Regions from separate parts of the Homo sapiens genome. Here region 2 is linked to region 1. Evidence: read pairs that join two places in POLR2A ChIA-PET (ENCODE). Cell type or tissue: PC-9. All regions are shown on one strand.

Region 1 (8,000 bases):
GCAGCCCGGGACGCCTGCACCCTCCACGGGGTGCTGAGGCCAGGCTGGCTCCTGCAGGAAGGGCAGGATACCCACAGGCCAGCGGTGGGAAGGCTGGATGCACGCTGGTGCCACGGCCCAATCCACCAGGAGGGCAGCGGTGTGAGAAGGGCAAAGGGAAGTGGCCCAGGCCTCACGGCCCACAGTGGGAAAGACAGGGGGAGCCGGCCCGGGATGCCCACAGGTGTGAGGAGCAGGTGCGCTGGGTGTGGCCGCCCAGACACAGCCTGGCCCGATCCCGGAGCAGGAGTCCCCCCGCCCCCACCTCAGAAGGCTGGGATCCGCCACTGCCCCCTTCCCCAAGGCTGGACCACATCCCAGGTCCCTGCAGGGGCGGCACAGCAGGTGGGCAAGGGCCACTGCCGGGAACCCCAGCTCTGCCAGGCCCACGTGTGAGCTCCCCCCAGCCTCCCTTTCTTGTGCACATTCTCTGTACCCCCCAGCAGTGAGTGAGGTCTCCCATCTCAGAGCCCACAGTCAGATTCCCCCACCCCTCCTCAAAATCCTTCTGTTTTTTTAGGTGAGATTCACATAATATAAAATTACCCATTTTAAGCATCCAACTCAGTGGCACCGAGCGCATTCAGTGTGTTTCACGATCACCACCTCGATCTAGTTCAAAATGCGCCGGAAAAGAAAGCTGGTAACTGTCGGCCAGGCGCGGTGGCTCACGCCTGTAATCCCAGCACTTTGGGAGACCGAGGCGGGCAGATCACGAGGTCAGGAGATCTAGACCATCCTGGCTAACACAGTGAAACCTCGTCTCTACTAAAAATACAAAAAATTAGCCGGGCATGGTGGTGGGTGCCTGTAGTCCCAGCTACTCGGGAGGCTGAGGCAGGAGAATGGCGTGAACCCGGGAGGCGGAGCTTGCAGTGAGCCGAGATCGCGCCACTGCACTCCAGCCTGGGGGACAGAGCGAGACTCCGTCTCAAAAAAAAAAAAAAGAAAGAAAGAAACCTGGTCACTGTCACCCCGCAGGCCCTGGCAGCCACTTATCTTTGTGTCTCTATGGATGTAGGTATTCTAGATATTTCACGTCAACACAGCCATAGGATGTGTGACCGGTGACCTTCCTTTTCCAAGTCTGCAGTGTATCAGAAAACAAAAATGTCTCCATATGGTTATACAAATTGTTCCTTGGAAAAAAACAATTCACTGGAACCAAACTTCAGGTGCATCCCTTGGATGGATGTAAATCCTGGTTCTGGGCACACTCTCAGCATCAGCCTGGGCTGCTTTTCTTTTTTTTTTTTTTTCTGTGTGACAAAGTCTTGCTCTGTCGCCCAGGCTGGGGTGCAATGGCGCGATCTCGGCTCACTGCAACCTCCACCTCCCGGGTTCAAGTGATTCTCCTGCCTCAGACTCCCAAGTAGCTGGGATTACAGGCTACCACACCCGGCTAATTTTTGTATTTTTGGTAGAGTCAGTATTTCACCATGTTGACCAGGCTGGTCTCAAACTCCTGACCTCAAGTGATCCGCCCGCCTCAGCCTCCCAAAGTGCTGGGATTCCAGGCGTGAGCCACCGCGCCCCACTGCCTGGACTTGTTTGATTTGTAGCATAATGAAAATCCGTGGGTTCAGCAGCCCACTCGATGTTAACCATGGCTGCCATCTGCCTCTGCGCCTTCTAAACCCTCGCTCCCTCCCCAGGCGGCCACTGTCCTTGATTTGTGCTGCCGTCCCTTGCCTTCCTGTGTTGAAGGTTTAGCCCTAGGGGCATGCCACACGTATCCATCACAGGTGCATCACGGTGTCGTGTTTAGTTTTTAATTGTTTTTAACTTTGTAAAAAGGATGTCACACCCACTGCCATCTCCTGGGTTCACTTTTTCCCACTCAGCATGATGTCACCTCAGAAGCATCCTGTGATTGCAGGAAGCTGTTATTCATGCATTTATTTATTTATTTATTTAGAGACGGAGTCTCGCTCTGTCACCAGGCTGGAGTGCAGTGGCGTGATGTCAGCTCACTACAACTTCTGCCTCCCGGGTTCAAGCAATTCTCCTGCCTCAGCCTCCTGAGTAGCTGGGATTACAGGCACACACCACCGTGCCCGGCTAATTTTTGTATTTTTAGTAGAGACAGGGTTTCACCATGTTGGTCAAGCTGGTCTCATACTCCTGACCTCAAATGATCCACCCTCCTGGCCTCCCAAAGTGCTGGTATTACAGGCGTGAGCCACCATGCCCAGCCATGAGCCACTCCATCTGGCCCATGCATTTTTCTTGCTGCTGCATAATACTCCACTGCAGAAAAATATAACTGAGGATTGGGATCTTTCCACCTTTTTTTTTTTTTTAGACAGGGTCTCAGTCTGTTGCCCAGGCTGGAGTGCAGCAGCAGGATCACAGCTCACTGCAGCCTCCACCTCCCAGGCTCAAGTGATCCTCCCATCTCAGCCTCCTGAGTAGCTAGGACTACAGGTGCACCCCACCATTCCAGGCTAGTTCTCTGTTTTGTGCAGAGACAGGTTCTTACTACATTGCCCAGGCTGGTCTCAAACTCCTGGGCTCAAACAATCCTCCTGCCTCAGCCTCTCAAAGCACTGGGATTACAGGTGCCCATCACTATGCCCGCCTCTTTTCTAGTTTTTTACTATTATGAATAGTACTGCTATGAACATCATAAATTGATTTTTTTTTTTTGACAGGGTCTTACTCTGTCACCCAGACTGGAATGCGGTGGTGTGATCACAGCTCACTGCAGCCTCGACCTCCCAGGCTCAGGCGATCCTCCTGCCTCGGCCTCCCAAGTAGCTGGGACCACAGAAGCACCACCACAGCAGGCTAATTTTTTAATTATTTGTAGAGATGGGGTTTCCCTATGTTGTCCAGGATGATTTTGAACTCCCGGGCTCAAACAATCCTCCTGTCTCGACCTCCCAAGTGCTGGAGTTACAGATGTGAGCCGCTGGGCCCGGCCATGGTTTTTAAATCCAACAGTGTGGCCGGGTGTGCTGGCTCACGCCTGTAATCCCAGCACTTTGGGAGGCCGAGGTGGGTGGATCACGAGGTCAGGAGATCGAGACCATCCTAACACGGTGAAACCCCGTGTCTACTAAAAATACAAAAAAATTAGCCGGGCGTGGTGGCGGGCGCCTGTAGTCCCAGCTACTAGGGAGGCCGAGGCAGGAGAAGGGCGTGAACGCAGGAGGCGGAGCTTGCAGTGAGCAGAGATTGCACCACTGCACTCCAGCCTGGGCAACAGAGTGAGACTCCGTCTCAAAAAAAAAAACCAAAAAAACCCAGTGGTTGTGCTACCAAGGTATCCTTTTTTGGATGATGCCTGGGGAGGATCAGTGAAGGAAATACTACATTTCTGCTGGAGGTTAGCAAAAAGGAAGAGGTGACCCCCCAGGCACGTTCACAGGCACCCAGTGGCCAACCTTGCAGCCAACCTTGGTCCATGGACCCCTGGTGTCAGCACTTGACTAGGGGGCATCAGGGAGAGCCTTGAGAGGGCGTGTTCTCCAGTGGCAAAGAGCCTGTCAGTGCAAAGGCCCCGCGGCTGCCAGGTGCAGGGGATGGGGAGGAAAGAAGGGGCTGCCCCCATTAGGGGTCTGGGGTTGGTGCAGGTCAGAGATGACAGGGGCTCAGACGCAGTGATCGGGGGATGGAGACAGGAGGGCAGGACTAGGGAAGGGAGGTGAAGGAGATGGACATTTGGGCTGGATGTTGGGGAGGAGGGAGGGCGTGAGCTCAGGAGACTCACCTGGGTGTTGGGCCTTGGGTAGAACTGCACCATTTACAGAGATGGGCAGATTCGGGGAGGGCAGGTTTGCCCGCCTACTTGGTGGAACCAGGGCATTGAGGATGTTGGAGGATTCCACGTTGGAGAGCAGAGGCGTGGGGAGCAGGAGCCTGCCCCGGCCCTGACTCAGCCCTGCAAGGATTCTCCTGCCTGTGGCGGCTCTGCCTGCCTTCCAGACGTGCTGTGAGGCTGGTGACCTGTCTGTCCCATCATGGGGCCGGCTACCGCTTGTGTCAGGCTGAGTCACAGGCAAGCTGCAAAGTCCCTGGGGCACTCTAAGGGCCTCTGCAGGAACCAGTCTGGCCGGCTGCAGGCTCCTGGCCAGCTCGGGCCTCATTGGGAGCTGCTGAAGTTCAAGGGCTGGAGCTCTCTGGGCTGGGAAGATGCTGGATAAAGCTTGGGTCCCTGGCCCTAGCAGTTCCTGTCTCCCACTGTCTTCAGGCCACACTGGCCACAGCTCCCAGCCTCCTCCGTCCCACCCTCACCCGGGCCTGGTGGAGAGGCTGGCGGGACTCCCACACTACCGGGCAATGGTGTTCAGGAAAAGTGACTTTAGCAAAAGCTTCCTATGCACCCTTTGTGCTCTTGTCCTCCCCTTTCCCTTCTTCCCCCTCCTCACGTCCTTTTTTATTTCAGTGAGACTCACATGACACAAAATCAAACATTATGAAGTGCACAACACAGCCGCAGTGCACAGTGCTGTGCAACCACCTCCTTACGCCAGCTCCGAAACGTTTCATCACCCAAAAGGATATTGCACACCCATTCGCAGTCACTCCTTAAGCGCTGCCCCCCAGGCCCTGACAACCACTTTATTTTAATTTTCATTATTACTTTTTTAGACAGGGCCTCACTTTTTTTCCCAAGCTGGAGCACAGTGGTGCAGGCATGGCTCACTGCAGGCTCAAACTCCTGAGCTCAAGCGATCCTCCTGCCTTGGCCTCCCAAAGTGCAGGGATCACAGGCATGCGCCACTGCACCCGGCCTCACTTCCTATCTCTGTGGATTTGCCTGTTCTGGGCATCTCATATAAGTGGTGTCATACGTCATATTGCTACGGGGGGGTGGGGTTGGGGTCCTTGTGCTTAGAGCTCCCAAGATGGTGGTGGGCTGTTTCCAAGATGACGGCAAGCCTCTTGTTCTCTGACCTGGGGTTCTTGGCCTCACGGATTCCAAGGAATGGAATCTTGGGCCATGGGGTGAGTGTTACAGCTCTCTTAGAAGCCGTGGGTCACGGAAGAGAACCGTGGAACCCAGTGACTAGTGTTCAGCTCGATTAGGAAGAACCGGGCACTTAGCCGTGCGGGAATGATGCCGAGCCTTTAGCCCGATCGGGGGCGGCAATGGGCGCCTCGCCGGATCAGGAGCACAGCCGACACCCTGCCGGATCCAGAGGGGTGGAAGTCAGCGGCGGGCCTGCGATGGCAGCAAGCAGCAGTGGTGGATGGCAAGCAAAAGCTCAGCTCGAGCTGTAACAAACACAGAGCAGAAGAGTGTGCAGTTGGAAGATTTCATAGAGTGAAAACAGAGCTCCCATAAAATGGGAGGGGACCCAAAGGGAGTTGCCGTTGCCGTTGCCGGCTCGAATGCCTGGGTTTGTATCCCGATCATTGTCCCTCCCCCTGTGCTCTCAGGTGATAGATGATTGGCTATTTCTTTACTTCCTATTTTAGCCTAATTAGCATTTTAGTGAGCTCTCTTTACTACCTGACGGGGTGGGTGTGAGCTAAGTTGCAAGCCCCGTGTTTAAAGGTGGATGCGGTCACCTTCCCAGCTAAGCTTAGGGGTTCTTAGTCGGCCTAGGAAATCCAGCTAGTCCTATCTCTCAGTCCCCCCTCTCAACAGGAAAACCCAAGTGCTGTTGGGGAGGTTGGCCGACGACCACTGTAACTGCTTCCTGCTGAACTGGGGCATAGTAGGGGTTGTGCAGTTGAGATTTCCTCAGGAGGGGTGTCTTCAATGTCATCAACATTGGAGCATGGGCTAGCAGGCCGATCCAGGGGTCTGTGGTGGATCTTAGTCATGGACTGCATCTGAGGCTCTATTTGAAGAACGATTTGTAGTTTTACAGCTTCAGTTCTGGAAGAGACAAACTTAACAAGGAGGTTAAAGATACAGGGATTAAAATGTATGGCCTGTAATGTAGGGGATTACTTCATTGGCACAATTCACAGGCCCTGACTATCTGCTTGATAGTTTTGAAAAGGCCTGGTCCAGTAAATAATGATTTGGCCATCTGATGGGTGCTATCAATGCCTAAGTGGAAGGTGGGGTGAAGGGTTTTAAGTAATTTCCATTGGTTAGCTGCAGGCAAAAGTATTTTCCCTTCTTTGGTGGCTAGCCATCCTGAGGGGAGGAAATTATGTCCTCCTGAGGTTCTCCATTGTATTTCTCCTGCTGAGTACTAGGGCTTGGTTTCCCGGAGGGGATTACCCCATACTAGGGGTCCTTCTACAAGCATTTCTAATGGAAGGTCCCGCCTTGCGGCTCTTTTGGCTTCAATATCTGCGTGGTGGTTCCCTTCTATTTCCCTTTCCTTTCCGATGACCCCAGCAGTGTAAGACTGCTACCTCTTTAGGTTTCTGTACAGCCAATAATAATCTCCTAATGGCTTCCTGATGTTTGATAGGTGTTCCCTCGGAAGTTAGGAATTCCCTTTCTCTCCATATTGCTGTGTGGGCATGGAGGACTGGGTAAGCATACTTAGAGTCTGTATATATATTTACCCTTTTTCCTTCTCCTAATTCTAGAGCCCGAGTGAGGGCTATTAGTTCTGCCAGCTGAGCGCTAGTTCCTGGAGTGAGGGGATTACTTTTAAGTATTCCATTATCACTGACCACTGCATACCCCGCTTTTTGAAGTCCTTTTTCTACAAAGGAACTTCCATCTGTATACAAGTTGAGGTCGGGATCAGTCAAGGGAACCTCTAGAAGGTCCCCTCGAGCGGCACAAGTTTGAGCAATTACTTGTTGACAGTTATGTTCTATCTTTTCTTCATTGTCTGGAAGAAATGTGGCTGGGTTAAGAGTTGCACAAGTGCACAGTCATACACTGGCCCTTCAAGTAATAGAGCCTGATATTTAAGTAAACGGTTGTCTGACAGCCATAAGTCTCCTTTAGCAGTGAGTATGCCATTCACATCATGAGATGTCCACACAGTAAGATCTCTTCCCTGTATTATTTTAACTGCTTCAGATACTAAGATTGCTACTGCTGCCACTACCCGTAAACAATGAGGCCAACCCTTTGCCACTACATCAATTTCCTTACTCAGGTATGCCACGGGTTGCAAGCTGGTCCCTCGGATCTGTGTAAGGACTCCTAGAGCTATTCCTGTTTTTTCTGTGACATATAAAGAAACATATAAGCTTATTGGCAAGCTTAACACTGGGGCTTGGGTTAGGGCCTTCTTTAGGGCCCAGAAAGCTGCTTCTGCTTCAGGCGTCCATCTTACTAAATGGGTATTGGCTTTCTGAGTTTTCTTATTTAGTGTATCTAATGGCCTGGCTATTTCACTGTACCTGGGAATCCATATTTGGTGGAAGCCTGTTATGCCAAGAACCCTCTTAGTTGCTTTGGTGTTTTGGGATGAGGATAAGCCAGTAGAGGCTGCGTACGTTTCTCACGGAGGGCCCTGGTGCCTTTGGATAATTTTAGCGCTAAGTATTTAACATGCTGTGAGCAGAGCTGAGCCTTTGGTTTGGAAACCTTGTAGCCACAGGCGGTGAAGAAATTTAAGAGCGCTTGGGTGGGGCCGGGTGTGGTGGCTCACGCCTGTAATCCCAGCACTTTGGGAGGCTGAGGCAGGCAGATCACAAGATCAGGAGATTGAGACCATCCTGGCTAACACGGTGAAACCCCGTCTCTACTAAAAATACAAAAAAATTAGCCAGGCATGGTGGCAGGTGCCTATAGTCCCAGCTACTTGGGAGGCTGAGGCAGGAGAATGACGTGAACTTGGGAGGCGGTGCTTGCGGTGAGCTGAGATCACGCCACTGCACTCCAGCCTGGGTGACAGAGAAAGACTCCGTCTCAAAAAAAAAAAAAAAAAGCGCTTGGGTGGCTTGATGGCACAAGGTTTCTGAAAGGGTGGCTAAAAGTAAATCATCCAAGCACCGAAGGACAACGGTGTCCAGGTATGAGAACTGGCTCAAGTTGGGCTAATGTCTGTCGAAATAGATGGGGGCTATCCCTGACCCCTTGGGGT
Region 2 (8,000 bases), 480 kb before region 1:
GTGCCATCTATGTCCTGCTTGGATTGTGACTCATGCCTACCTTTCAGGGCCCGGTTCAAGTCCCTGCCTTGGATGAATCCTGCATCAGGTGTGTAAACACGTGTGCATCGTGAACCTCTATATGGGATTCAGAGATGATTACTCGGGACTTTCGTAATTCTGTTTCTACCTCCTTCACTCATGAGCTCCCTCTTGAGAGCAGAGGCAGCTCTGTCTCATTTATCTGCAGGTGTCTGCAGGTGGCCTTACACACCCTAGGAGCTTAGTAACACAGCTGGATTCCCTGAGCATGGGGAGCTGTCTGCAGCTCTAGCCCTGGATGTTTTCAGGACCCTGGAGAGGTCCACGCAGGTGTGGGAGGCTGGAGGTCACTTTCTTCAGGGCAGAAATGGGCAAACAGAGGATTTCTATGGGCAGCTCTGGAATGAACGTCTGTTTTTGCCTTCTGCTTTGGACAGCTGCTCCTTAATGTCTTCAAACCTCATAGGAAGAACAAAGGCTGACCCGGGAAAAAGCTCCACTGGGAAGTCTGGGCAGCTGGTATTCTTGGCTCTGCACCACCTCGTGCCCTTCCCGGCACCAGGGACAGACAGGCTCCCTCCCCCTATGCCTCCGGCTGCGGCATCTGACCACTGGGCCAGGTCTCTGTGTAGGTTTCTTTTCATCTATACACAAAGTTTCTGCTGTGACCTTTTTCCCCGGCACCGAGTTTACAGGAAGTCTGCTTAAATGGGGCCAGCATTTCTGTGTTTAATAATTCAATGCTTGCGCTCACCGTCAAGCCGATAATTTAGTAACAGTGGGGAGCTCAGCCTGCCTTCCACCATAGATCATGTTCTGCTTTGCCTTCCAGAGCACACGGGCGGGTGAGGACACTGTCCTTCCCAGCGACGGCTGTGACTTTTACATGGCCATTTAATGGCCCCAGTTAATATTAAGCGCTCCCAGTTAATATGATGGCAAGAGGAAAATTACCTGTGCTGATAGCTGTCCTTGCCACCTATAAATTCCTGGGGCATTCACCATATATTACCAAGGAATGCCGCCACCTCCTCGTAATGACCCAGGTGACAAACGGCTCCTGGGCCCACGCTCTTCCCTACCAGCCCTGGAGATCTTCCCAGCTCTGTCCCAGGAAGGAGGTATTGAGGTGTGGCCCTGGTGTGGCCGGGGACATGTTCCCCAGGGGTGGCTTGCAGACCACCTGCCTTAGAAACAGCTTGGCGGGGGAGGGGAGGGCTTTGGATGCACATGTTTGTTCATCCCTGTCCAGAGCCGGACGCTGAGATGGAGGCTGCCTTTCCCACATTCCCGGGGGTGTCCGTGTCTTGCCGCTTTGGGAACCTCCAATGCAGGGCAGGCGGCCAGGGCTGGGACCCAACGGGACTCGGGTCTGCCCTGTCCCTGCAGAGTCTTCCCCACAATGGTGCATTGCTCCCTGAGCTGTGCCCTTGCTACTGTGAGTGCCTGTCTGGTGCTCTGGGAGCTCTGTTTGCAGTTTCAGGCAGTTCTGAGTCCATTTCTAGGGGAGAAGAGGGAATGGCATTGGGCAGAGGAGGCATTGGGAACCAGGGGCAAGGGTGACCCCAGACCACACGCCCAGGTGTGCAGAGGGAGGCTCCCTGGGTCTGGGAGTCAGTGCGATCTGCCATGAGTCTCCCTCTCCCCAGGGGTGGATCCCTCAACAGTCAATTCCTCGTGTCTCCGTCGGTGCAGTTTCCTCCAGGCAGCAGGCAGAACCCTGCAGGAAGCAGAAATGGCCCAAGTGTTTCACAAGGAATGGTGTAATGAGGTTGCTCTCAGAACAGTGGCCAGGGAACAGAGATCCTAAAAGGATGTGGGTATCCACAGGACTAGCAAGGGCAGGAGGCGCCCCTCCTTTAGGCTCCAGGACAGGGAAGGAGGGGGTGTCCTGGCCATGAAGGGATGGATGCTGCTGGAACCACAGATACAGCAGGAAGGGCTGGGGACAGCCACCAGCTTCCACCTCCTCCTCTCCCAATCTCCAACTAGGGCCTCCCTTGGCCAAACTCAACAGAAACGATTAGAGGCATCTCTGGGCCGCAGCCCCTATATGTTCTGTCTCCAGGTCAGAGACCAGGACTAAGAGGCAGCACGTGGAGAACGACCAGCAGCATCCATCAGTCAGAGTCACACTGCCCAGCCCACCCGCTGTCTCAGGTGCCAGGGCATGGGGGGTGGACGTGGTGTGATATGGAGGGTGGGTGTGGGTGTGATGTGGAGGGTGGGTGTGGGTGTGATGTGGAGGGTGGGTGTGGTGTGATGTGGAGGGTGGGTGTGGTGTGATGTGGAGGGTGGGTGTGGTGTGATGTGGAGGGTGGGTGTGGTGTGATGTGCAGGGTGGGTGTGGGTGTGATGTGGAGGGTGGGTGTGGTGTGATGTGCAGGGTGGGTGTGGGTGTGATGTGGAGGGTGGGTGTGGGTGTGATATGGAGGGTGGGTGTGGTGTGATGTGGAGGGTGGGTGTGGTGTGATGTGGAGGGTGGGTTGGTGTGATGTGGAGGGTGGGTGTGGTGTGATGTGGAGGGTGGGTGTGGTGTGATGTGGAGGGTGGGTGTGGGTGTGATGTGGAGGGTGGGTGTGGTGTGATGTGGAGGGTGGGTTGGTGTGATGTGGAGGGTGGGTGTGGTGTGATGTGGAGGGTGGGTGTGGGTGTGATATGGAGGGTGGGTGTGGTGTGATGTGGAGGGTGGGTGTGGTGTGATGTGGAGGGTGGGTTTGTGTGATATGGGGGGTGGGTGTGGTGTGATGTGGAGGGTGGGTGTGGTGTGATGTGGAGGGTGGGTGTGGTGTCATATGGAGGGTGGGTGTGGTGCGATGTGGAGGGTGGGTGTGGTGTGATGTGGAGGGTGGGTGTGGTGTGATGTGGAGGGTGGGTGTGGGTGTGATGTGGAGGGTGGGTGTGGGTGTGATGTGGAGGGTGGGTTGGTGTGATGTGGAGGGTGGGTGTGGTGTGATGTGGAGGGTGGGTGTGGTGTGATGTGGAGGGTGGGTGTGGTGTGATGTGGAGGGTGGGTGTGGTGTGATATGGAGGGTGGGTGTGGTGTGATGTGGAGGGTGGGTGTGGTGTGATATGGAGGGTGGGTGTCGTTTGATATGGAGGGTGGGTGTGATGTGGAGGGTGGGTGTGGTGTGATGTGGAGGGTGCGTGTGGTGTGATGTGGAGGGTGGGTGTGGTGTGATGTGGAGGGTGGGTGTGGTGTGATGTGGAGGGTGGGTGTGGTGTGATGTGGTGGGTGGGTGGGTTTGATGTGGAGGGTGGGTGTGGTGTGATGTGGAGGTTGGGTGTTTTGTGATGTGGAGGGTGGGTTGGTGTGATGTGGAGGGTGGGTGGGTGTGATGTGGAGGGTGGGTGTGGGTGTGATATGGAGGGTGGGTTGGTGTGATGTGGAGGGTGGGTGTGGTGTGATGTGGAGGGTGGGTGTGGTGTGATATGGAGGGTGGGTTGGTGTGATGTGGAGGGTGGGTGTGGTGTGATGTGGAGGGTGGGTGTGGTGTGATGTGGAGGGTTGGTGTGGGTGTGATATGGAGCTCCACCTGGGAAGAGCCACGGCCCCTGTCTCATCAGATCACCCCACCTTTTCACCCAGCTCAGGATCGCAGTATAAGTCCCTTCTCTCTGGCTTTCTCTGCAACCTGCAGTTCCCTGTCCGTCTTGGCCAATTCATCTGATTTGCAGATGGGGAACCTGCCTGGCACGAATCTTATAGCTCCCAGTTCAGCATTATGAATCTCTCAAGGCCAAGAGCAGAATATTCAGCTGCACTTTTCCCACAGTACCTATGTTCCCCCAAGGAAAACCCAGTTTCCTTTCTGTCTCCTTCTCTCTCTCTGTCTCCCTCTCTCCCCACCTTCCTTTTGAAAATCAAGAGCAAAGCTCCCTCCCAACTCCTGGTGTTCCCTGAGCAGAATGAAAGCCAGCCGTGTGAGTTGAAGAAATGAATGAAAGATTGGGAACTGAGTGCCGGAGGAGACCAGCCCCTGGGAATACGTGAAACCCCCACACTGAACTTTCAAAATCCAAAGAAGAGAATCCTGAGGAAAGATCTGTATCATTTGCCAGGGTGCACGATGTGCAAGGATATTAACAATTTAACAAACACACATCAAAGAAAGGCATAAGTAGCGTTTTTTAGTGATAATTTTTTATTGGAAGCATGAATGAGATATAGACATTTTTCTTGATCTGGTTTAGTAAAATATTACTGATATTAGATAAGCAAATTCCTACTGTAACCCAGAGGACTAAATTGTATGAACAATGTTGTCTGATGTCCTGGTTGCCAGGCACTGTGGACAGCCACCCCAAAGTCCTCCCCACCTCTTCTTCCTGGCCCTCTCCAGGCAGACAGGATGGAAACTCAGTGCTTGACTGACCTTTCCAGCCTCCTTTGAAGTTCTGAGAGGCCTCAGGTCTCCTCACCAGAATCAGCTCTCACGTTCGTGCCCAGCAGACCCTTCAGGCAGCTTTCTGAGCTAGGCTTCTCTAACTCAGAACCAGCGCACGCTTCAGCCCCCCACACCTCCTGCTTGGCCTCCTCTGGCCTCGGTTGATGAGTTGGAAGCTCCCTCCGCTGCCTCCCTGCGCCCAGGCTCACAAACCCGTCACTGGATGTCTTTATTTAGTGAGCTTTCCTGCCCAAGCCTGCTTCCAGGGCAGGATGTATTGATACAAAATCCATCAGGAGATGTGTCTGGGCATTTAATCAATGAGGCTGCAGGGAGCCCCGCGTGACTCAGAGGGTGCCGGGAGTGAAGGCCAGGCAAGAAGAGCATCCAGAGTGGGCAGAAGGGTGGTTTTTATTTTTGATCCTGTAATGTCAGGCTCCAGCAATTAGTTGTCTATTCCCTGTAATGCTGGCACTGCAGCAGAATTCCACCGCAACCTGGATATTTGCCCAGGTACTCATTTTATAACTCCCATGTTCATTCAATAAATACCCTACCTGTATCCTATGTGCCAGACACAGATCCAGATGCTGAGAAGAGTCAACTAACAGCTCACAGGTCACACTGAGCTTATGGTCCTGTGATGGAGGGATGGTGATGATGATGGTGATGATGGTGATGGTGATGGTGATGTGATGATGGTGATGATGATGATGATGGTGATTGTGATGATGATGTGATGATGGTGATGATGACGGTGATGATGGTGATCACGATGGTGATGGTGATCGTGATGATAATGTGATGATGGTGATGATGACGGCGATGATGGTGATGATGATGGTGATGTGATGATGATGATGATGATGATGGTGATGGTGATGTGATGATGGTGATGATGATGATGGTGATGATGATGGTGATGATGATGGTGATGATGGTGATGATGATGGTGATGGTGATGGTGATGATGGTGATGGTGATGATGGTGAAGATGATGATGGTGATGATGATGGTGATGGTGATGATGGTGATGGTGATGGTGATGATGGTGATGATGATGATGGTGATGATGATGGTGATGGTGATGGTGATGATGGTGATGTGATGATGGTGATGGTGATGATGATGGTGATGGTGATGGTGATATGATGCTGATCATGATGATGATGGTGATGATGGTGATCATGATGATGATTGTGATGTGATGATGATGATGATGGTGATGATGATGATGATGGTGATGATGATGATGGTGATGATGATGGTGATGTGATGATGGTGATGATGATGATGATGGTGATGGTGATAATGATGGTGATGTGATGATGGTGATGGTGATGATGGTGGTGGTGGTGATGATAATGGTGATGGTGATGATGTTGATGATAATGATGGTGGTGGTGGTGATGATGATGACAATGATGGTATGATCATGATCATGGTGATGATGGTGGCAATGGTGGTGGTGGTGATGATAATAGGATGATGATGGGATTATGATGATGATGGAATGATGGTGATGATGGTGGTGGTGGTGATGATTATGCTCATGGTGATGGGATGATGGTGGCAATGATGGTGATGATGATGGTAATGTGATGACGGGAGGATGTTGGTGATGGTGATGGTTATAATGATAATGGTGATGATGATGATGGGATGATGGTGATGATAATGATGTTGGTGGTGATAATGATGCTGATGATGGTAATGGTGATGGGATGATGGTGATGATTTTGTTAGCCTGTTTTCACACTGCTATAAAGATACTGCCTCAGATTGGGTAATTTATAAAGACAGGTGGTTTGACTCACAGTTCTGCATGACTTGGGAGGCCTCAGGAAATTTACAATCATGGCAGAAGGTAAAGGGGAAGCAAGGCATGTCCTACATGGCATCAGGCAAGAGACAGTGAGGAAGTGCCACACTTTAAAACCATCAGCTCCTGTGAGAACTCACTCACTATCACAAGAACAGCGTGGGGGAAACCATCCCCATGATCCAATCACCTCCCACCAGGTACCTCCTTCGATACATGGGGATTACAATTTGAGATGAGATTTGGGTGGGGACACAGCCAAACCCTATCATTTTTTAAAATTTGAGACAGAGTCTCACTCTGTCACCCAGGCTGGAGCACAATGCCATGATCTCTGCTCACTGCAACCTCCGCCTCCCAGGCTCAAGCAATTCTCTTGCCTCAGCCTCCCAAGTATCTGGGATTACATGTGCCCACCACCATGCCCAGCTAATTTTTGTATTTTTAGTAGAGACAGGGTTTCACCATGTTGGCCAGGCTGATCTCAAACTCCTGACTTCAAATGACCCACCTGCCTCAGTCTCTGAAAGTGCTGGGATTACAGGCATGAGCCACCACGCCCAACCTCCTTTCACATTTCAAAACCAATTACGCCTTCTCAGCAGTTCCCCAAAATCTTAACTCATTGCAGCATTAACTCAAAAGTCCAAGTCCAAAGTCTCATCTGAGACAAGGCAAGTCCCTTTCACCTATGAGCCTGTAAAATCAAAAGCAAGTTAGTTACTTCCAAGATACAATGCAGGTACAGGCATAGGGTAAATGTTCCCATTCCATATGGGAGAAATTGGCCAAAACAAAGGGGCCACAGGCCCATGCAAGTTGGAAGCCTGCCTGAAATCTTGAAGCTCCAAAATCTCCTTTGGCTCCATGTCTCACATCCAGGGCACACTGATGCAAGTGGTGGGCTCCCACAGCCTTGGGCAGCTCTGTCCCTGTGGCTCTGCAGGGTAAAGCCCCCACAGCTGCTTTCACAAGCTGGCATTGAGTGCCTGTGGCTTTTCCAAGTGCACAGTGCAAGCTGTCAGTGGATCTACCATTCTGGGATCTGGAGGATGGTAACCCTCTTCTCACAGCTCCACTAGGCAATGCCCCAGTGGGGACTCTGTGTGGCGGCTCCAACTCCACATTTCCCTTCTGCACTGCCATAGCAGAGATTCTCTATGAGGGCTCCACCCATGCAGCAGACTTCTGCCTGGACATCCAGGCATTTCCATACATACTCTGAAATCTAGATGGAGGTTCCCAAAGCTCAGCTCTTGTCTTCTGTGCACCCATCGGCCCAACATCATGTGGAAATTGCCAAGGCTTGGTTGGGGCTTGCACTCTCTGAAGGAATAGTCTGAGCTGTACCTTGGCCTCTTTTAGGCACAGCTGGAGCTGGAGTGTCTGGGACAGAGGACACCATGTCCTGAGGCTGCACACGGCAATGGGGCCCTGGGCCCAGCCCAAAAAAACATTTTACCCTCCTAGGCCTCTGGGCCCATGATGGGAGGGGCTGTCTTGAAGATCTCTGACATTCTCTGGAGACATTTTCCCCATTGCCTTAGTGATTCTAAGACATTCGGCTTCTCCTTACTTATGCAAATTTCTGCAACCAGTTGGAATTTCTCCCCCAGAAATGGGTTTTTCTTTTATATCACACGGTCAGGCTGTAAATTTTCCAAACTTTTATGCTCTGCTTTTCTTTTAAACATACGTTCCAATTTCAAACCATCTCTGTGAGCTCATATAACTGTATGCTTTCAGGAAAAATCAGGTCACTTCTTAAA

The links. Peaks named below come from ENCODE experiments on the same cell type or tissue, not always from the same donor. Only the 100,000 strongest peaks of a DNase experiment are listed, where the experiment ranks them.
Region 2: POLR2A ChIA-PET joins it to region 1 with 5 read pairs; 2 of 35 experiments call an interaction of 5 or more read pairs at or near these places.

The regions. Positions count from the first base shown.
Region 1 is chr12:131,868,346-131,876,345 of GRCh38, forward strand. No RefSeq gene overlaps it. Among named protein-coding and RNA genes, the nearest start is that of ULK1, 22 kb to the right of the region's middle. RefSeq lists an enhancer at 1-75. In PC-9, no CTCF peak of the experiment used is centred here; DNase peaks (open chromatin) are centred at 1,846 and 4,016; H3K4me3 peaks cover 365 bases; H3K27ac peaks cover 2,790 bases.
Region 2 is chr12:131,390,296-131,398,295 of GRCh38, forward strand. No RefSeq gene overlaps it. Among named protein-coding and RNA genes, the nearest start is that of LINC02370, 47 kb to the left of the region's middle. RefSeq lists a silencer at 1,352-1,501. In PC-9, no CTCF peak of the experiment used is centred here; no DNase peak of the experiment used is centred here; H3K27me3 peaks cover 2,192 bases.